Linked DNA regions of Homo sapiens: region 1 is linked to region 2. A link is a loop called in an ENCODE intact Hi-C map of the cell type or tissue named here. Cell type or tissue: MCF 10A. All regions are shown on one strand. Each heading gives the region's core, and the rest is flanking DNA. Links, peaks and the distances in the headings are about the cores only.

Region 1 (10,924 bases), core at 2,059-10,058, 720 kb after region 2:
TAACAAAATAGTCTGTACACCAAGCACCCACAATATGTGATTCACCTATACAACAAACCTGCACATGTACCCCCAAAACTAAAAGTGTTTAAAAAAAAAGAAAGAAAGAAAGAAAGAAGGAAAGAAAGAAAGAAAGAAAGAAAGAAAGAAAGAAAAGAAAGAAAGAAAGAAAGAAAGAGAAAGAAAGAAAGAAAGAAAGAAAGAAAGAAAGAAAGAAAGAAAGAAAGAAAGAAAGAAAAAGAAAGAAACAAAGAAAGGAAGAAAAATAAATCATTAACATCTCTCTTCCTTGCAGGAAGAAGAAGAGAGGAGCATAAACCTACATCTTTACCTATATATTGCAAATAGCTTTCAGAGTAGGCAAAAAGTCTAAATGTGTTTTTTGCATAAGAGGAAGGAAATGAAACTGCTAAAGAAAGTCATTTTTAAGGTTATATTAACTTATGAGAAAAATGTGGTAAAAATAGCAAGGCTTCCTCCAGCTTCCCAAAGACAGAAGGACAGGTCCCTAACCCAAAGGTCATCACCAATGCTCATTCTCTCTCTGAGGAACCCTATTCTGCAGCAGTAGGCAATTAGTCAAGATATTTTATTCATTCCAAGCCCTTCAGAATGGAGAGCCAAAATGAAAGAATGTTCCCATTAAGGCAATATTTATCCAAATTAAAAGAATTAACTTATTCATCAATTTACTAGACCCTGGGAGGCAAGAAAACATACAGGTGAACTCTGAGTAACTGTTGAGCTGGTGGAGGAGATGCCACAGCTTCCCACATCTCTCACTGTACTACCTTAGACATTTGTCATCATTGCTATCATTGAAATTAGATAGAGCAATAGAAGATCACCTTATATCTATTGGAATTGGACTCCTGCCTGGAAATAATGTGCTTGCTCCTGCTCGGACCAAAGAACAATTTCTCTAACCTAATACATTCAGGTAGGTTAGAAGGTGGCAGTGGGGATTGAGAGGGAGAGAAGCATCACCCCATACACATGACATTCATTCAAGATGTGTTAAACATTCAAGATGTCTTAAGTTTTGACTTAAATCATTAGATAATAAATTGGACCAATAGGCAATAGAGCCAATAGTTTTGACAACCACACATTGGTATAATACAAAAATTAATAACACTACACCCAACCTGAAAGACTTTATGATTGGGTAAGAAAAAGAGAAAGAGCATACATTAAATAAATAAATATATAAAATTTTAAAAGAAAAACTAAGAAAAACTGTTGTTTCCAACTTAAAATATTAGGTCACTGAAGACTTGGGTGTGAGCATAAAATAAACCTGAATTGGATGGTTCTTTTGCTCCTTCTGAAGTTTTTGTAAAGTTGAATAGGTTTCTTTAATAAGGCAGTAGTGTTACAGAACTAATGCTACTCTCAATATTCTTATTATTACATGTGGAATAATGCAGGTGGTGGATTATTCAGGATTTTCTTTCCTTTGGCTTTCACCCTTAGAAGCAGTCCCTTGCTCATTAAAACCTCCTGCAGAGGGCAAACAAGGGAGGGGATGGGGCTGAAATTCATTTTGGAACTTGTTGGAAGCATTGGTGAAAGGTTTGGTAGAATTGTAGAAACAGTCTCTTTATATTTTCTTTTTCTTTCAAAGAAACTTTGTTTTTCATCAGTGAGATTTATATGGTGACTAGAAAATGTATGTGTGTTTTGACTTTCTGGATAAAGGAGTTCTTCAAAGAAAGACTTTATGAAAAAATTAAAATTTTCTCCCATTTCATATCAAATATTAATTTATATTTTTCCTGTTAAGATTGATACATAACTAAAAACAAAAAATTGAGTGAAATCATTTTCAACACACAGAACACTTTTTTTTGCACAAGTAGCAAGTTTTGCATAGGTAGTGAATCTATTTTCATGTCTAAATGCTATGTTTTATGTTAAAATTGATGAACCCCAAATACACTAATGAATCAAGCAAGACTGAACAACAAAAGTACAAAACTATTTTTAATACCTAAACAATTAATTTAGAATAGTTACTAGAATCCATAAAGGAGCATTAATTAAAATAACAAAGTCTCTGGTGAAAATTTCTCAAACTCCAGATCCTGATAGGTGCTCATCCAACTTCTTGCCAACCCCGCCTCTTTACCATGGTCCCTGCAGGTAAAGGGAATGCTATCAGATAGCAGCAGGCTGCACCTAGTAGCCTCATGGAGGCTTCTTAAACGTGAGAGCCACAGGAAGATTAGAGAGTAAACCAAGAAAGATAGAACTGACTCAAAAAAGAAGACAGAACTGAGGGGAGGGACAATTGCATGGACTTTTGTGAAGACTAGGGTTTGGCTGTTTAAACAAATAGTCCATAAAAATAGATTCCTCTACTTAGTCATGGAGTTATGTTTTTATTATTTTTAAGACTTTCTGATAGTTTTGATAACCCTTTCCCGGGGCACTACGAGACAAATGAAAAACATCTTTCTATACTCTATGCTGGAAGAAAAGTACACATAATAATGGCCATAATAATAATAGGTATCAAATCATTGTTTGCTACGTATGCCATAGGATGTGCTTCACAAAGAACAATATAAGAACAGCTAACGTGTATTAAGCATTATTATGTACAAGGCACCATTCAATATTTAGCTCTCACAATGCTATGGTATAATGTAAAAGCTATTGTTGTACCTATTGAATGAATGAGGAATTTGGGATGGATGGTGCCACATTTCAGTATAAACTCGTTGTATAAATCAAATATAATTTCTCTAAACCAGGCCTCAGCCCTGCAGGGGTTCCTTTTGCCCACTGGTGGCTCCTTTGGCTGGCCAGACCCAGTGTCGTCAAGAGGCAGCAGAGGCAGACCACAAATGCTGGTAACGTTGCACTCCAACTTTAGTGGAGAGGATTTTGATTGTTTAATGTCAACTCATGGGTCACAGTATTTTTTATCCCTGTTTCTTTTAATTATGGCAAAATACATATAGAATAACATAAAATTTACCATCTTAATCATTTAAGTATACAGTTACTAATGTTAAGTACATTCACATTGCTGTGCAACAAATCTCCAGAAATCTTGCAAAACTGAAACTCTACACTCATTAAATAATAACTCCCCATTCTCTCCTATCCCCAGCCCCTGGCAAACACTATTTTACTTTCTGTCTCTATAAATTTGACTACTCTTGGTACCTCATATAAGTGCAATCAGTTAATATTAGTCTTTTTCTGACTCACTCATTTCATGTGCTACAGTATTTTTCAAAACATAGACTATGTTAATGCAAAACATCAACTTTTGCTAATGCAAAACATCATTTTATAAGGAGGTTTTAAATATATACAGAAAGGAGCAATGGCAACTGATGACTTTGTGTTTCTAAAACCCAAATGTAAATTATTTTAACTTACTGGTTTTTTGCAGGTCTAATAATTTATCTAGAGCAAAAGAAGTTTTAAATCAATACATGCTACCTATGACTTAGCCAAAATACATATTAATAGTAGATATTTTAAATGTAGTTTATTATTATTGATAAGATAACAGATACATTTTGCATCATCAGGCTCTCAGATGTAAATTTATGAAGTCCACGCTATGTCACTAACAAATATATTGCAAGGCACTTCTACGTTTTCATTTAACTTAGTTTCTTTCCTTTTTTAAAAAATAGAATACTTGCCCTCTCCCTCTCCCTGTCCCTGTCCCTGTCCCTCTTTCCACGGTCTCCCTCTGAACTGTCCTGCTGCCATCTCGGCTCACTGCAACCTCCCTGCCTGATTCTCCTGCCTCAGCCTGCCGAGTGCCTGCGATTGCAGGCGCGCGCCGCCACGCCTGACGGGTTTTCGTATTTTTTTGGTGGAGACGGGGTTTCGCTGTGTTGGCCGGGCTGGTCTCCAGCTCCTAACCGCGAGTGATCCGCCAGCCTCGGCCTCCCGAGGTGCCGGGATTGCAGACGGAGTCTCGTTAACTCAGTGCTCAATGGTGCCCAGGCTGGAGTGCAGTGGCGTGATCTCGGCTACAACCTCCACCTCCCAGCCGCCTGCCTTGGCCCCCCAAAGTGCCGAGATTGCAGCCTCTGCCCGGCCGCTACCCCGTCTGGGAAGTGAGGTGCGTCTCTGTCTGGCCGCCCATCGTCTGGGATGTGAGGAGCCCCTCTGCCTGGCTGCCCAGTCTGGAAAGTGAGGAGCGTCTCTGCCCGGCCGCCATCCCACCTAGGAAGTGAGGAGCGTCTCTGCCCAGCCGCCCATCGTCTGAGATGTGGGGAGCGCCTCTGCCCCGCCGCCCCGTCTGGGAGGTGAGGAGCGTCTCTGCCCGGCTGCCCCGTCTGAGAAGTGAGGAGACCCTCCGCCTGGCAACCGCCCCATCTGAGAAGTGAGGAGCCCCTCCGCCCAGCTGCCACCCCGTCTGGGAACTGAGGAGCGTCTCCGCCCGGCAGCCACCCCGTCCGGAAGGGAGGTGGGGGGTCAGCCCCCCACCCGGCCAGCCACCCCGTCAGGGAGGTGAGGGGCGCCTCTGCCCGGCCGCCCCTACTGGGAAGTGAGGAGCCCCTCTGCCCCGCCAGCTGCCCCGTCCGGGAGGGAGGGGGGGGAGTCAGCCCCCGGCCGGCCAGCCGCCCCGTCTGGGAGGGAGGTGGGGGGGTCAGCCCCCCGCCAGGCGAGACGCCCCATCCGGGAGGGAGGTGGGGGGTCAGCCCCCTGCCCGGCCAGCCGCCCCGTCCGGGAGGTGAGTGGCGCCTCTGCCCGGCCACCCTTACTGGGAAGTGAGGAGCCCCTCTGCCCGGCCAGCCGCCCCATCCGGGAGGGAGGTGGGGGAGTCAGCCCCCCGCCCGGCCAGCCGCCCCGTCCGGGAGGGAGGTGGGGGGGTCAGCCCCCCGCCCGGCCAGCCACCCCGTCCAGGAGGGAGGTGGGAGGGTCAGCCCCCCGCCGGCCAGCCGCCCCGTCCGGGAGGTGAGGGGCGCCTCTGCCCGGCCGCCCCTACTGGGAACTGAGGAGCCCCTCTGCCCGGCCACCACCCCGTCTGGGAGGTGTACCCAACAGCTCATTGAGAAGGGGCCATGATGACATTGGCGGTTTTGTGGAATAGAAAAGGGGGAAAGGTGGGGAAAAGATTGAGAAATCGGATGGTTGCTGTGTCTGTGTAGAAAGAAGTAGACATGGGAGACTTTTCATTTTGTTCTGTACTAAGAAAAATTCTTCTGCCTTGGGATCCTGTTGATCTATGACCTTACCCCCAACCCTGTGCTCTCTGAAACATGTGCTGTGTCCACTCAGGGTTAAATGGATTAAGGGCGGTGCAAGATGTGCTTTGTTAAACAGATGCTTGAAGGCAGCATGCTCGTTAAGAGTCATCACCATTCCCTAATCTCAAGTACCCAGGGACACACACACTCTGCCTAGGAAAACCAGAGACCTTTGTTCACTTGTTTATCTGCTGACCTTCCCTCCACTATTGTCCTATGACCCTGCCAAATCCCCCTCTGCGAGAAACACCCAGAATGATCAATAAAAAAAAAATAAATTAAAAAAAAAATAGAATACTTTTATCAATTATAGACCCCACAAACCCAACTGAAATTAAATGTTATATTTATATTTGAAAGACAAGTAGTCAACAATACTTTGCACTTTAAAATTGCTCTTAAAATATAAATTGAGAGCACTAAAGTCAATAATTAGCCGGATGTCCTTGGAATCCACCAGATAATTTTATTCTTAAAAATTATTTTTCTTAATTTATAAATGGCATTAAGTAGATTGTGACTTCTTTTTTAAAAAGGCCTTGTAAGAATAAGTTTCAGTTTAAATTTCAAACTTAAATTTATTTTCAACAAAGCTCACATTTTCTGCTCTAAACTGTCCTTTCATGACCTCTGATGGTGAAAATGTAAACTGACATTACAAATACTATCAGAAATAATGCCACAAATTCCATTTACCTTATTATTGAAGAACTTTCTCCTTTTCATATTTATTTACCTTGAGAACATAATAGCATCAATTATTCAACAATATGGAAGTAATGTTGGACAATTTCATACTACTCCAAAGTGTTTTTTTAAAAGCCCTCTTATTCACAGCTTGTAAGTCTCTGATAATGTGTGCAATTTACATAGTAGAATGAACATTTTAGTGATATAGCAGCTTACTATGACTACCTGCTCTCAAATGTAAATTGAATAAATAATAGAGTTTAGATAAGTTGAAACAAATATTTTAATTTACAAAATCATTACTCTTCCTAAGTCTCGGTAGTTATGAGTAAGAAAGCAGACTTGCATATTAAAACCTCAATTCTTTATATTATTTTATTGTTTCAACTTAGTTAATAAGATTGTTCTCTAGGCCTGAGTTTCTTCCAAAAAGGCTTGCTCACAAGGAATTTATCTGGGAACATGGACCCGGAGAGCAGCTCTATGATTGGGGGAATAAAAACAGGGAAAATGAGAAAGCTGAAACAAGAATTCATTGTCAAATGACTGCAGCTATGGCTAACCTGTGCTGGATTCAAAGATCTTTTGAGAAGCCCTAATTAAATGCATGAAGAAAAGAGTATCATTTCTCCATGGGCTTCCACTCTCCATGAGTGAAGGTGGCTCCTGGGACTTTGACTACCACATAACCACTTGCAACTTGTGTATGTGTGGCATTTCAATGAACATTTCACACTTCAATGTCAGAAAAGTTCCAAGGAAGGGAGAAGCTCAGACCTTGGCTAAAAGTGAGGCAGTCTTCAGCTGCACCTGCAGGAAGCTGGTCAAAGTCTACAAGAATTGGTTGTTGAAACAAGGACTGCAGTAAGATATGGCACCAAGAAGATTTGAAGTGATGCTCACAGTGTTATCTGATGCAGTAGATCCTTTGCACTACTCAAATCTATCTTTTCACTTCCTTAAGTTCAATCTATCTCAGAGTCCCCTTTAAGGAGCTGGCCAGCCACAATCTCTGCAGGAGGGTTTCTGGAACTAGCTACAACCCCTGCTACAGCTGGTCCCCAGACTTTATTGAAAGGCATCATCTCTGTCTTCCATTACCAATGCTAGATTTCTCTTGCCCTTGGCCATCATCTCATCTGATTTAAGGTTTCTTGCCTGGCAGAGTAACCCAGACCTTTTTCTCAAGGCTTGCTTTTCCTTTATCACATCATAGATGCCATAACCACCCACTCACCATTATTACCTGGCATGAAAACACCAGCAGATGCATCAGTCAAGTCACTGGATAGTCCTCTCTGCCTCCAGTTACAATGGCTCTTTACATATGTAAGGATAGACTAGACTTTCAACTATATTAATTTTCTTTCGCCTGCTGATCCAGGAATGAGGAGTCCAATCACTGGAATGAAGAGCCCAAAGAGATAGTCAGCAAGAGATAGTCCATTTCTGTGGCACTCTTACCTGGCAGAAGTGCTCTGCCTCCTGGGAACCAGGACCTCTAATCCAGCAAAGCCTAAGATTTCAAACCTTACAAATAAGTCACCTGGGAGTAATGGTGAAAGAGACAAATTGTACTTCCAACCCTTGGTTCTTGAATCCATGTATTCTAGCTTAAAGGACACAGCACCATATATCAGCCACTGATATAATACATACATGTATCTCATCCTGTCCCAACCTGGAACTTCAGATGAGTCTTCCACAGGCTATTTTACCATAGATCATCAGCTTCCAGGTGATGAGGTATTTAGTAATCCCAGTGGATTCTATCATCATGCACCCATTGCTGAACCACCTTTGCCATAAAATGAGCTACTTGGGCAGAAACAATGTTGTGAGACATGCCATGTCAATAGGTAACACTTTCTGCAAGCCCTTAGTTGGTGGTGATGGTGGAGGCTTTACTGGCAGGGAGTGCAAATCCATTACTATAGTAGGTTTTAATTCCAGCAAGGATGAATTTTTGCCATCTCCATGGTGGAAAGGATCTAATAAAATTAATCTGATATGAAATGACTGGCTGGACTCTGACAATTTCATATTGAGGTTTCACCACCAGCCTCTACTACTGACAAGTTGGGCATTCAGCAGGGGGCAGTAGTTAGATCATCATTAGGGAGCTGTGCCCATTAATAGCCTCTTTTCCAGCTGTGGTGGCAAATTTGTTCACAAACCAAGTATCCAAGCAGTGAGATATGTAAAAGCGAAACAGAGTACAGCTCACACCCACAGAGAAACCTAACCTGTGTTATTTGTTGTCAAGTACCTCTTATTTAGAGTGCTCATTAGTGAGCATTAACATGAGGCATAGCAATGCTGTACTAGTCCATTTTCACGCTGCTGATAAAGACATACCCAAGACTGGGAAATTTTCAAAAGAAAAAGGTTTAATGGACTTACAGTTCCATGTGGCTGGGGAGGCCTCACAATCATGATGGAAAGTGAAAGGCGCATCTCACATGGTGGCAGGCAATAGAAGAGAGCTTGTGTAAGGAAACTCCTCTTTTTATAACCATCAGATCTCACAAAACTCATCCACCATCACGAAACTAGCACGGGAAAGACCTGCCCCATGATTCAACACCTCCCACCAGGTGCCCCCCACAACATGGCAGTTCAAAATGAGATTTGGGTGGGGACACAGCCAAACTATATCAAATGTGCATGCTATGTACCTACTTCCATAAATCCATCCATATGCCTCTTTCCCCAGATACACTTGTCTTTGATCTTTTGATCTTGTTTTTATCAAGGCCCCTGAACAAGAAGCAAAGCCATTTGTCACTACCCAGTAGTCTATGTATATGCTATAGATAATACCTCAGGCCATGTCTATCTCCATGTAAGTAACTGAAAATGTGCTCTGCTTAGAGCTCTTTGCACTGGTAGAATTTCTCTGTATTACATTTCTTTAGGGATACCTGTGAGTGTAGCAGTAGACTGACAACAGTCTATTTGTGGTTGGCATCAATAAATCACCCTTATTCATGTATGAACCAGGCCAGGGTATTTTCTCCTTCATTCGTTGGTCATAGGATATACCCATGAGGTAACAGGAAGAGGAATTCCTGTGTGAATCAGGAAGCAGCATAGTGTGAAAGGGGTAGTTATGGGAGTCTTGTTCATCCATTCAGGTAAAGTACATTACTTCTATGTTCTGTACCTGCTCAGGCCTTGTACCATTTCCACAACAGAGTGGATTTTCTGCTGTGCCTATTTGATGTTAGACTTGATAAAGTTGATAATTCTCAGTTCGATATGGCTCTAGTCACATAATCACTTTGCCATTTGATTTTTTCTTTTTTTTTCTTTTGGCTTTATATTTCTTTATTTCAGGAAAGTTTTCTTCTATTATACCCTTAAATGCTTTAAATATATATTTCTAAATTGTGATAAAAATACATAAAATTGCCATCTTATCCAGTTTTAAGTATACAGTTTAGTGCCACTAAGTACTTTTCATATTACATCTTTTACCACCATCCATTTCCAGAACCTTTTCATCTTCCCAGACTGAAACTTCATACCCATTTACCAATAATTCTGCATTCCTCCCTCCCCCAAGTCCCTGGCCACCACCATTCTACTTTTTGTCTCTATTAATTTGATGACTCTACGTACCCTATATAAGTGGAATCATATAATATTTATCTTTTTATGACTGATTTATTTAATGTAGCATAATATTTTCAAGGTTCATTCATGTTGTATGAATTTCCTTCCTTTTTTTCCACATTTTTAAAATTATACTGTAAGTTCTGGGATACATGTGCAGAATGTGCACATTTGTTACATAGGTATACACGTGCCATGGTGGTTTGCTGCACCCATGAACCTGTCATTTACATTAGGTATTTCTCCTAATGCTATCCCTCCCCTAGCGCCTAACCCCCAAAAGGAGCCAGTGTGGGATGTTCCCTTCCCTGTGCCCATGTGTTCTCATTATTCAACTCCCACTTATGAGTGAGAACATGTGGTGTTTGGTTTTCTGTTCCTGTGCTAGTTTGCTGAGAATGATGGTTTCCAGCTTCATCCATGTCCCTGCAAAGGACATGAACTCTTCCTTTTTTATGGCTGCCTAGTATTCCATGGTGTATATGTGCCACATTTTCTTTATCCAGTCTATCACTGATGGGCATTTGGGTTGGTTCCAAGTCTTTGCTATTGTGAATAGTGCCTCAATAAACATATGTGTGCATGTGTCTTTATAGTAGAATGATTTATAATCCTTTGGGTATATACCCAGTAATGGGAATGCCAGGTCAATGATATTTCTGGTTCTAGATCCTTTAGGAATCACCACACTGTCTTCCACAATGGTTGAACTAATTTACACTCCCACCAACAGTGTAAAAGCATTCCTATTTCTGAACATCCTCTCCAGCATCTGTTGTTTCCTGACTTTTTACTGATCACCATTCTAACTGGTGTGAGATGGTATCTCATTGTGGTTTTGATTTATATTTCTCTAATGACCAGTGATGATGAGCTTTTTTCATATATTTGTTGGCCGCATAAATGTCTTCTTTTGAGAAGTGTCTGTTCATATCTTTTGTCCGCTTTTTGATGGGGTTGTTTTTTCTTGTAAATTTAAGTTCTTTGTAGATTCTGGATATTAGCCCTTTGTCAGATGAGTAGGTTGTGAAAATTTTCTCCCATTCTGTAGGTTGCCTGTTCACTCTGATGATAGTTTCTTTTGCTGTGCAGAAGTTCTTTAATTAGATCCCATTTGTCAATTTTGGCTTTTGTTGCCATTGCTTTTGGTGTTTTAGTCATGAAGTCTTTGCCCATGCCTATGTCCTAAATGGTATTGCCTAGGTTTTCTTCTAGGGTTTTCATGGTTTTAGGTGTTACCTTTGAGTCTTTAAGCCATCTTGAGTTAATTTTTGTATAAGGTGTAAGGAAGGATCCAGTTTCAGTTTTCTGCATATGGCTAGCCAGTTTTCCCAGCACCATTTATTAAATAAGGAATCCTTTCCCCATCGCTTGATTTTGTCAGGTTT
Region 2 (10,924 bases), core at 1,618-9,617:
CAGAGTGAAGAATTGAGGCTATTTTTGCAATCACATTTAAAATATTTTAAAATCATGATCTAGAAATTAAAATGTCACATATTTGCACCTTACTGAATTTGGGAAACCTTGCCCATGAATCAGTTATTCCCTGAAAATCACCTGGTTCTACCTCAATACATCATAACCTCTAAGGCAACATTGTGGATTAGGAAAAAATTGTGTTATAAAAAGGGGGGCTAGGCCGGGCATGGTGACTCACACCTGTAATTCCAGCACTTTGGGAGGCCAAGGTGGGAGGATCACTTGAAGCCAGAAATTTGAGACCAGCCTGGGCAACACAGCAAGACCCTATCTCTAAAATAAAATTTAAAAACTCAGCTGGGCATGGTGGTGTGCACCTGTAGTCCAGCTTTTTAAACAATGTACTACTCAGGAGGCTGAGGCTGGACAATTGCTTGAGTCCAGGAGGTTGAGGCTCCAGTGAGCTATGATTGTGCCACTGCACTTCAGCCTGTGGGACAGAGTGAGAACCTGTTTCAAAATAAAAGTGGGCAAGGGAGTACCACTGAGGAATTTCTCAAATCCTTTAATATTAGTGTGCCTGTGAATGGTCTTGGCATTTCCCAATCATATTTGACCTTTTTTCATGGAGTCACACGTATTCCAAGGAAAGTGCTGCTTCAGGATGTGTTTCTGATCTTGGACATTCACCCATGGAGTGCAAGTATGGTATTCTATAATTAGAGACGGAATGATAAAATAAGATGGACAAAAGTAAGGGAGGGATGTTTTCATTCCCGTAACATGTTCAGCTTTCCCTGTGAGGGAGGTCCCAAGAAATGAATGTCTCTATATAGTGTCATTGAATCCTTATTATTGGAAGGGTCCTTAGAAGTCTCCTAATGAGAAATCCCAGACTTTACACTCCCACATGGCTTGCCCAGTGCCACACTGCCAGTAAGTATTACAATTAGATATCACAGCTTCAGCTCATTTATGAAGTGGGTGCTCAACAAAAGATGACTTTAAAAGATTCATTTCTTAGTATGAAAGCAGTACTTTTGTTTTTAGCAATTAAGGTAATCTAGTCATAAAGATGTTGCCAACTATCTTTGTAACACTGGACAAATGACCATTCTGGCTTCAGTTCCTTTATTAGCAAATTAAGGAACCTAAAATAATAAGGTTATTATTATAAAAGAAATGTATTTGTCACTTACTGTGCAATGGGTAAGTTAACCAGCACTTTCAGGCAACAAATCATCTAGCAAATATTGTACTCCTATGATGTGTTAGCAGGTTTTCCAGGAACTGGTCTGCAGAGAAGGCATCTGTTCCTAGGAAGCTGTCATTTTAAGGGGGAATACAGGAGTGTCTGATAATAAGGAAAGAACTATAATTAAGAAAATGTGAATAGTAAAAAATACAACTATAGCCTTTTTATTCATTATCATGGACGAGAAAGTTACGTGTCACATTGCTATATCTTATTGTGTTTTAAATTAGTGAAATAAATTAGGGAATAGGGCAGTGATCTGATAGGCTACTTTTATATTAAGAGATTGGATATGCCACAAGGAAGTGACATTTAAACTGACTTAAATGACAATAGGCCAGCATGCAAAATGCAGCGAATATTCCAGGAAAATGAAACAGCGGAGATAAAGCCCTTGAGAGTATTTGAGAAATGGAAAGAAAGTGAATACGAGTGAGACTGAGTAGATGATAGGTCAAATGGTGACCAGATGAAGCTGGAGTCAAGACCTGAGGCCAGATCATGTAAGACTGTCAAAGCCAGGGGAAGACATTTATCTGGGTTTTATTCTAACTTCTGAGTAAGGTTTTATGCAGGGGAGTGGTATGATCTAATTTACATTTTAAATGTATTAATCTCTCTATTGTGTAGCACATAGATTATAGGGAACAAGAATAGAAACAAGGAGATCAGTTCCTGGGCTATTGCAGTGGTTTAGGTGAGAAACGGTGGTGGCTTGCCACAGGGTGGTGGTGGCAGGGATGCAGAGAAGTGAACGTATTTGAGAGATGCATTGGAAGTAGAGTTGAGATGATGTGGTGATGGTGCATTAAATGTGGGGCGTGCAAGAAAGAGAGGAAGCAAGAATAATTCCTAGGTTTGGAGTTTGTAGCAATTGGGCAGATGTGGTTTTATTTATTCAAGGAAATGAGTGAATTAGAAATAGAGTTCTGTTTTAGCCATATTAGGGGTGTATGGCAGGTTGTATATTCCAAAGTGGCCAGAATGCTCCTCTGCAATGTGACCTTGCTGTTCACCCATCAAGAGGTGTAGTCGCATCCCTTTCCTATAAATCTGCATTGGCCTTAGAGACTTGCTTATATCCAGTAGAAGGCTGTGGCAGTGATGCTGCCTAACTTTCAAGGATAGGTCAGAGGAAGCTTTGCAGAGAAACACTTGCTCTCAGGATGGTCCCTCTTGGGCCTCTCTTAGAGCCCAGTTGCCACAAAAAGAAGCCCAAGCCGCATGAAGAAGCCCCATATAGGTGGTCTGGTTGACAGTTTTAGCTGAGCCCAGCTTTTTAGACATCCCAGCCCAGACGCCAAACATGAGAGTGAAACCTCCAGATAAGTCTAGTCCCCAGCCATTCAAGTCACCCTGGCTGTTTGAGTTTTTCCAGCCGAGGCCCCAGACATCACAGAACAGAAATAAACAAATCTTGCTCTGACCTGTCCAAATTTCTTACCCACTGAATCCTTGGACATAATGAAATCGTTATGGTTTTACACCACTAAGTTTTGAGTGTTTCATTACTCAGAGACACATAGAGCTGTGTAAGATGATTTCACTAGATATCTAAGCAGAGATATAAGTAGGTTGTAGGGTATTTAAGTCTTAATTTTTAGGGAGTAGAGATACAGATTTGAGAGTTTCAGTATCAGTCAAAGTGAGAGCAACCAGGGAGAAGTCAAGGGGTCCCAGTACCCAGCAGAGCACTCCAATATTTAGAGTTCAAGCAGAGTGGATAGAGTTGGCAAAGTGACTTGCAAGTATGGAAACCACACATCCCAGCTTGCCCAGGACAGCTCCTGTTACATCTATTGATCTATTGGTTTAGCATTACCTCTGTTGGGAACTTTTTTTTTTTTTTTTGAGACAGAGTCTCACACTGTCGCCTGGGCTGGAGTGCAGTGGCATCATCTTGGCTCACTGCAACCTCTGCCTCCCAGGTTCAAGCAATTCTCCCACCTCAGCCTCCCAAGTAACTGGGATTACAGGCATGCGCCACAATACCTGGCTAATTATTTGTACTTTTAGTAGAGATGGGGTTTCACTATGTTGGCCAGGCTGGTCTCAAACTCCTGACCTCATGATCTACCCACCTGGGCCTCCCAAAGTGCTGGGATTACAGGCGTGAGCCACCATGCCAGGCCAGTAACTTTTTAAACAATGTACTATCATCATTCATAGTTGCATGAAAATGAGCAGGAATAGGAAGACCCCCCATTTTGTACTTCTATCTTCTGTTGTGACATCTGTAGTGCATAAATATAGGTGTAAGTTCACACATAAACGGGTAGTTACATCTGAAAGTTGAGCAGTAATAGATAACCCAATCCTCCTTTCCCAGCTGATTCTAGAATATATGTAATATTCCCTTTCTAGACAGCATGGAGTGGGCTTCTAATAAACTGTGTAAAGACACAAGTGACCAGGACCAGCTAACTGGCTTCAGTGGTAGTGAGACATATTCGTTGCTGTTGCTCCTGTCAGTCACTTGTTCATGTCCTGTGAAATAGCCAAGGGCTTGAGGCTACCACCTGATAAGGTCAAAAAGAAACATGTGAGATAGGAAACAGAGGCCAAGCAGTCCTGCCTATAGAGATAGTCAGAGGGCTCTTATTATAGTGGATGACTGTTTTACAGTAGGAGCTATAGCTATTTACTTTTCTAATGTTAGGTTATACTTTTAAAATTTTACAATAAACCCTATAGCAGCAATGAGCTCAAAAGGTGAAAGTGCACGTTTACTTAAAAAGTAAGACTTGAACTTATGTTGAAAAAGTAAAGTGGTAAGAGTGTAACTTGCAAAATATATATTTTTTGCCAATATATACCATCCGTGATGGGGCCATAGTAATATTCATGACCCCATGAAAGGTAGATGACAAAATCTGCTGAGAAAGCACAAGTGTCTACTTCCAAAGCGAGTAGTTATTCTAAGAGGGCATATCTGCTAAAAACTACATAACGCATGAAGCTGCTGAAGATGGGTTTACATATGTAAGACACAGTGAATTTCTCTGAGTTTCTCTTCAGGGATTTAGCCTGCTAACTTCCTTGTCTTTTGTTCTCAAACTCAACTTTCCTGTTCCTCCTTGCCCCTAGTTACTGTCAAACAGCCTACCCCTTTCCTGTCAGCTCTAATCAATAACTCACATCTGTTCCCTTGGTTACCTGTAGTCATTGTTCCCCTGAAACTGCACATCTCACACGGTCCACCTCTGTACCTCACATCCCCGTCCCCTTCTATATTTAGAAAAATATGTACAAGTTGCCAATCGGGTCAGCTCAGATTGTGTGGTCCGACCCAGCTGATGGGGGAGTGACACAGAGGTAGGGACTATGTTAAGAATAAAAAAAGCCCCTGGTCGTCTTTGTTCAGTGTGCTCGTGAGATCTTGATTGATGCAGGTAGCACCCTTCTGCAGAAGTAAATTGCCTTGCTGAGTGCTGGTTTCACTTCACGGCATCAAGCATTTATTCCTAAAGCATTTTATATCCAACAATTCTGGGGGCTCGTCCGAGATCCCCATTCTCTTTCTGAAAGGGGTCTTCCATCACCCTACCCAGAGGAGATGGCGTCCCACTGCCCCGTTGCAGTGGCCTCAGGTACAAGAGATTGAGACCCCCCCGTTGAGACAAATGAACCCGGACTCTCAGCGATGCGGGGAGGAGAGGGTTGCAATACCACAGCAACCAGGTAAACTCTGTGCTCAGACAGAATGTAGGAAACGTCACAGGGGCAACAAAGCACTTCCTTGGTGGTTAGGGGTGGGGGTTGGGGCATTCCGGAGGCTGAGTGCATGAATGATAACAAGCACTACTGCTGTACGGAGTGAGTGAGTCTAATCTGCGGTTCCGAGGTCACTTCATAAGGCTTAGGGTGGCCCTTCAGGGGGTCCCTTCAGGGGTTTATTCTGACCTGCCATCAATGCTAAGAGGGACCTGCAATATTCCCGCGAGGAAAGCAGTCAGAGCAGACAAAGCAAAAGAAGGATGCAAGAAGACTCCAGCAGGTGGAGCTAAAGGATAGACGAATTGAGCCTTAGCAAAGCTTCCAGTGGAGGATAGGCAAGAGACCACCAAATATGAAGGGTTAAGCAACAAGGAACCCCCCAAATAGGCCAGAGATCCCTAACATGAGGGGTTGAGCCACAGCAAGCTCCCACTAGGCAAGAGATTCCTAATACGAGGAACTGAGCCTAGGCAGGGCCCTGGATGGGAAATATTACAAGCAAAAAAGATAAAGTTAGCAACAAAGATACCTCCTGATAGTCCCCTAGGTCTCGTGTTAAAACATTAGAAAGATAATTAAAATATTAAACATAAGAAGAGCAACAAATGATAAAATACTGCTGTTCCAATTGGACTCAAGGATCAATCCTTGAACCCTTAGTTTTCTGGCCAGAATTTGGGTTGAATGAGGAATGGATTTGTGAACTTCTAATAGAAAATGTTGCTAGTAGAAGACCTGCCTCCCAAGAGGAAATAGATTATGCCCTATGTTGGTGGCAAGGCCTTGTCCTTTCCCCTCCTCCAAGGATTGAAAGGAGCAAGTCAAAAACTAATCTTTGGAGGAAAATTAGTTGTACATGCGCCCCATTAAGGACAGAATCATCTTGAATGAAAAAGACAGTGAAGGAAGGGTCTTAGGGGATCCTAGCAAAAAGAACAGCACACAGGATCCCCTAGACCATCCCCCACCTAATACACCCCCCCCTTCCCCTCAGGTATCACTCCATAAGTCTGTTCTTCCCCAGCCTAAGTCCCCCTCCTCAAAAGGACTCCAAGCTCCTAAGTTGCCAGGTGGCTTTTGTCATCAAGGATCCGCCGCAACATGTTGTCAGAGTTGTACGGCCCATAGTGCACCTCCACGGCAGCCAAAGTCCATGCTCCTGCCCCACCAGCTGGTCCAGGGTCCCAGCACCATATTGACGGTGGCTCTACAGGACACACAGCCTGGGCCACAGCCTGTGCCCCGAGCAGACTACATTATAGGTCATCTGCCTTACTTTTGCCAGCGCCAAGTAATACGGGGCTTCAGCTGAGGCTCCAAGCAGCTAGGCATCTCTGCAGCTAAGTTTCCTGAGCAAGAAGTAGAACTATCTTTCAGCTGGTATATCTACTAGCATTTATTGTGGTCAGTCCAGTGTTAAAGGTGGAAGTATCCACCAGAAAAGAACTTTGATTCTTTAAAGTCACTTATATTAAAATGTGCCACCAGAAAAAAATTACAAATGTATAAGTATGAAGCTATTCTGTTAAAAAGGATGGTTTAACATTAACTACTAAGAACTTAACCTATCACATTTCTTAACAAGAGATCCAAATCTAAAAAGAAAGCACACATGTTTAGATTTAAGTGAGTACCATACAAACATCTGGCCAAACTTAAGAAAAACCCCCTTCAAAAGTGATTAAGGGAAAAAGAACACAATAAGTGTTCAGTAATTAATAAAAAAAAGTTCCTAGAGAAATAAAATCAAAGTGTTTAATAATTAGTCTATTCAAATTTATAAGCTGTCTGCACTTAGTCAAACTTTAAAGTACCTGCAGGACCCAGAAAGAACCATCTATACTAATTCTAAATACGCCTCTGTGGTAATTCATATATTTAGAAAATTTCAGACTGAATTAATAGTAAAAGTCAAAGCCTTGTTTATGAGGAGTTAATCACGTAAGTCTTAAATAACCTTCAGTTACCAGAAAAGAAAATAGCTATTGTCTGTGTCTCCAGGTACCAAAAAGCCTGTCTTTCAAGAGTCAAGAAAATAACCTAGCAAATCAGAAAAGCCGGACTGGCTGCCATTTCTCCTGTAGGCGCTAAAGAGAACTCAGAGAAATGTTATTCAAACCTCTTATGAAGGAAGTCCTATCCCACCTACATTAGAGGACCCATTAAAGACCCCAAGCCATGTATAGCACACTCAAAGTTTATGAGTGTATAGGAATTTATACCCTCAGCCAAATAAGTCTAGAGACTTGGTTGCCAGAGATCAAATGTCTTCTATCTTCCTATTCCAAACTACCTCTCAAAACAATCCACTGCCAACATTCCTACATACTTGGTTTATCTTCCACTTTCTCTTCCCTCAGAACTCAAAATTTTCCAGTACAGGCGCTGCCCCTAGAGTTCCCAGTACATCAACACCAGCCTGAGGAGCCGGCCTAGTACTTCCCACCACTGAAACCGCAGTCCAGGCAGCAAGAAAAGATGGAGCCATCACACCCGAGTCAAGAAAGCAACACCATTCCTCAAGTTGTGGACCATTATCCAAGGGAAAATCCCCCTCAAACTAAGGTTAAGAAAAGTCTAACCTCTTTTATCTATTCTATTACCCTTTCTTCTTTCCTCATTCTATTGCTGACCTTGTTATCAATGTAACTAATTTAGACTCACCCCAAATCATTAACTTTGATGCTTGCCTTGTTATACCTTGTGAGAAGGATGAATACTGGCAAAGGTATGTCACTACCTTAGAAAAATACCTCTGCCCCTTCAGAGAAGCTGCTGACCCCACACCTTGCTCATGGTGGGGGTACCAGGGCACCCCAAGTTGAGAGATATGTTCTCAATGGGCAGATGTCATCCTAACTACCAGAGAACACGTTGGGACCTCCCCAGAAGGCTGTACTGACCTAAAATCTTACCTCTGCCTCACCAAAAGAACCAACTCCTCTAATTGTCAACTTGACTATTGTAACCCGGTAACTATCTCTATTAACACCCTTAACCTCCACCAACCCTGCACCCCCTTTAGAATGCTTTTACGGCTCAGGAGCAGAGGCCAATGGATATGACCCTACAGTCTTCTTTAAAATACGCTTTATTGATCCCCCTTCTCCTTCTCCATCAGAACCTTCTACCCTACCTAACAACAATGCCAACATAAATATTGTAGAAGTAAAAGATTGAAGACAAACCCTAGCAATTGAAACAGGATATCAAGATGTTAATGCCCGGTTGGAATGGATTCAATATTCAGTCCGCACGTTAAACAAAAGAAATTGTTATGCTTGTGCACATGGCAGACCAGAGGCCCAGATTGTCCCCTTTCCACTAGGATGGTCCTTCAATAAACAGGCATGGGCTGTATGGTAGCTCTTTTCCAGGATTCCACAGCCTGAGGCAACAAATCATGCCAAGCTGTCTCTCTGCTGTATCCCAAAGTCCAACACCCTGCGGGTCAGCCTCTGAGCACCACTCAGCTTCTATCTCCCAACGTCAATTTCACCTCATGTCTCTCAGGACAGGGGGAGAATTTGGTGTTCCTTGGAAGCTTAACGGGATGCAGTGAGCTTAAGCCCTTCCAAGAGCTTACCCATCAGTCTGCCCTTAGTCATCCTCGAACGGATGGATGGAGGTATTACAGTGGACCCTTATTAGACACTCTGCCAAGTAACCGGAGTGGCACTTGTGCTCTTGTCCAGTTGGCTGTCCCTTTCACCCTGGCAGTTCATCAACCAGAAAAAGAAAAACCACAACACTGAAAAATAAGAGAAGCCCTTTATGGGTCTTTTGACTCTCAAATGTACATAGATGCCATTGGAGTCTCACAAGGAGTGCCTGACATGTTCAAAGCCCGTGACCAAATAGCTGCAGGATTTGAATCCGTATTTCCATGGGTAACTATTACTAAAAATGTAGCTTGGATAAATTACATCTATTATAATCAGCAGTGGTTTATTAATTATGCTAGGGATGCTATCAAAGTAGTAGCTGACCAATTAGGGCCTCCTAGCCAAATGGCTTGGGAAAACAGAATAGTTCTGGACATGTCGTTAGCCGAAAAAGGTGGAGTTTGTGTGGTGATTAAAACCCAATGTTGTACCTTCATCCCAAACAACACTGTGTGCGAAGGGAGCATAACAAAGGCTTTACAAGGACTTATCGCTTTATCCAATTAATTAGCTAAAAATTCTGGAATCAATGACCCTATTCCAGGATGGCTAGGAAAGTGGTTTGGTAAATGAAAAGGAATCATAGCCTCAATTCTTATTTCTCTTGCAATCGTAATAGGTGTACTCATTCTTGTTAGGTGTTGTGTCATACCATGCATCCGTGTGCTAATACAAAGGATTGTACAAACAGCACTTACTAGAGCCTCCCTTAGTTCTGCTACACCTTATTCAAGTAAGCATTTCTTTTGAGAAGATCAAATCGAACAGCAAAGCCAAGACATGTTAAAAAAAAGTTTGAAGAGAAAGAATCATAAGAAAATTTAAAAGGGAGGAATTGTAAGATACAATGAATTTCTCTGAGTTTTTCTTCAAAGATTTAGCCTGCTAACTTCCTTGTCTTTTGTTCTCAAACTCAGCTTTCCTGTTCCTTCCTGCCCCTAGTTACTAAAAAACAGCCTACCCCTTTCCCTTCAGCACTAATCAATAACTCACATCTGTTCCCTTGGTTACCTGTACCCATTGTTCCCCTGAAACTGCACATCTCACACGCTCCACCTTTGTACTTCACGTCCCCCTCCCCTTCTATATTTAGAAAAATATGTATAAGTAGCCAATCGTGTCAGCTCAGATTGTTCAGTCTGACCCCAGCCCATGGGGGAGTGGCACAGAAGTAGGGACTGCGTTAAGGATAAAAACCCCCTGGTCTTCTTTGTTTGGTGTGCTCTTGCAATCTTGATTGACACAGGTAGCACCCTTCTGCAGAAGTAAGTTGCCTTGCTGAAAGAATTAATCTTTTGCCTGAGTGCTGGTTTCACTTCATGGCACCGAGCATTTATTCCTAAAGCATTTTATATCCAGCACATACCACTCGGTGAAGTATGACTTTCCTTGTAGATTAAATGGCTACTATTCTAATTAACTTCACTCATTCTTTAAACAGCTTTATTGAGGTAAAATTGGCACACAGTAAGCTAAATGGATTTATAGTGCACAATTCAATAAGTTTTGATATACATATATATCCCTAAAACCATCCCTACAGTCAAGATAATGAACACATCCATCACCCTAATAGTCTGTTCATGTCACTTTCTGGAGCACAGGCTTTTCATTTTGGGCTCACTCTAGTGATTTGTGGGAATAGCTGAGGGCAAAATTCATGCTTAATCACTGTATTCTCCACCACCACACAGTCATAATAAGACAAAATTCTAGCTTTACCTAAGAATGTTCTTGTGAAGCAATTAGTGTGTTAATTTACTAAATCTCATCCGTTGATCATACATCTTTTTAATATTCTGTGTGATAAGAAGTATACACATAAAGTATTTCTGCTGTATCTTCAAGTATGATGGTTGCCTTGAGGAGAAGCACTTGGTGATTGAGTTGTAAGCTGAACTCACAACCTTTTTTCTGGGACACTATTTTCTTTTTACTTGAAATATTGAGTGACAGAAAAATATGGTTATTTGGACTTGTGTGCTTGGCAGACATTTTCTTGAAAATAAATGAAATGGCCTTCTTGTTTGAAGGACATCTTAACCATATTTGCTGCTAAAGATAAAGTTTTAGCTTTCAATGAAAGTTAAGATTTTGGAAAACTCATATCCGACATTGTGATCTAGAAATCTCCTAATACTTAAAAACTTTTCTGAAGAAATCAGTGATGATATTAGCAAATGTGATTTTGAAAAATATTGTGTAAAGAAATGTATCAACATTTGGAAGATCCGCATACTTTAATGAACCAGTATTTTCTTAATGACCAATGCATGATGTTATA

What was found. A loop is a pair of places that touch in the nucleus more often than their neighbours do. Peaks named below come from ENCODE experiments on the same cell type or tissue, not always from the same donor. Only the 100,000 strongest peaks of a DNase experiment are listed, where the experiment ranks them.
Region 1: a loop joins it to region 2, with 24 times the contacts of the local background. A loop is called at or near these places in 4 of 110 quality-filtered maps.

The regions. Positions count from the first base shown.
Region 1 is chr6:84,238,369-84,249,292 of GRCh38, reverse strand. No RefSeq gene overlaps it. Among named protein-coding and RNA genes, the nearest start is that of CEP162, 16 kb to the right of the region's middle. RefSeq lists enhancers at 3,602-4,594, 4,595-5,589. In MCF 10A, for the core only: a CTCF peak has its summit at 5,836; no DNase peak of the experiment used is centred there.
Region 2 is chr6:84,961,915-84,972,838 of GRCh38, reverse strand. LOC105377881 (a long non-coding RNA gene) reads left to right here and starts at 5,035. Exons shown (of 3, transcript XR_942746.2): 1 at 5,035-5,074; 2 at 7,336-7,540. In MCF 10A, for the core only: a CTCF peak has its summit at 5,272 (motif pointing right); a DNase peak (open chromatin) is centred at 5,248.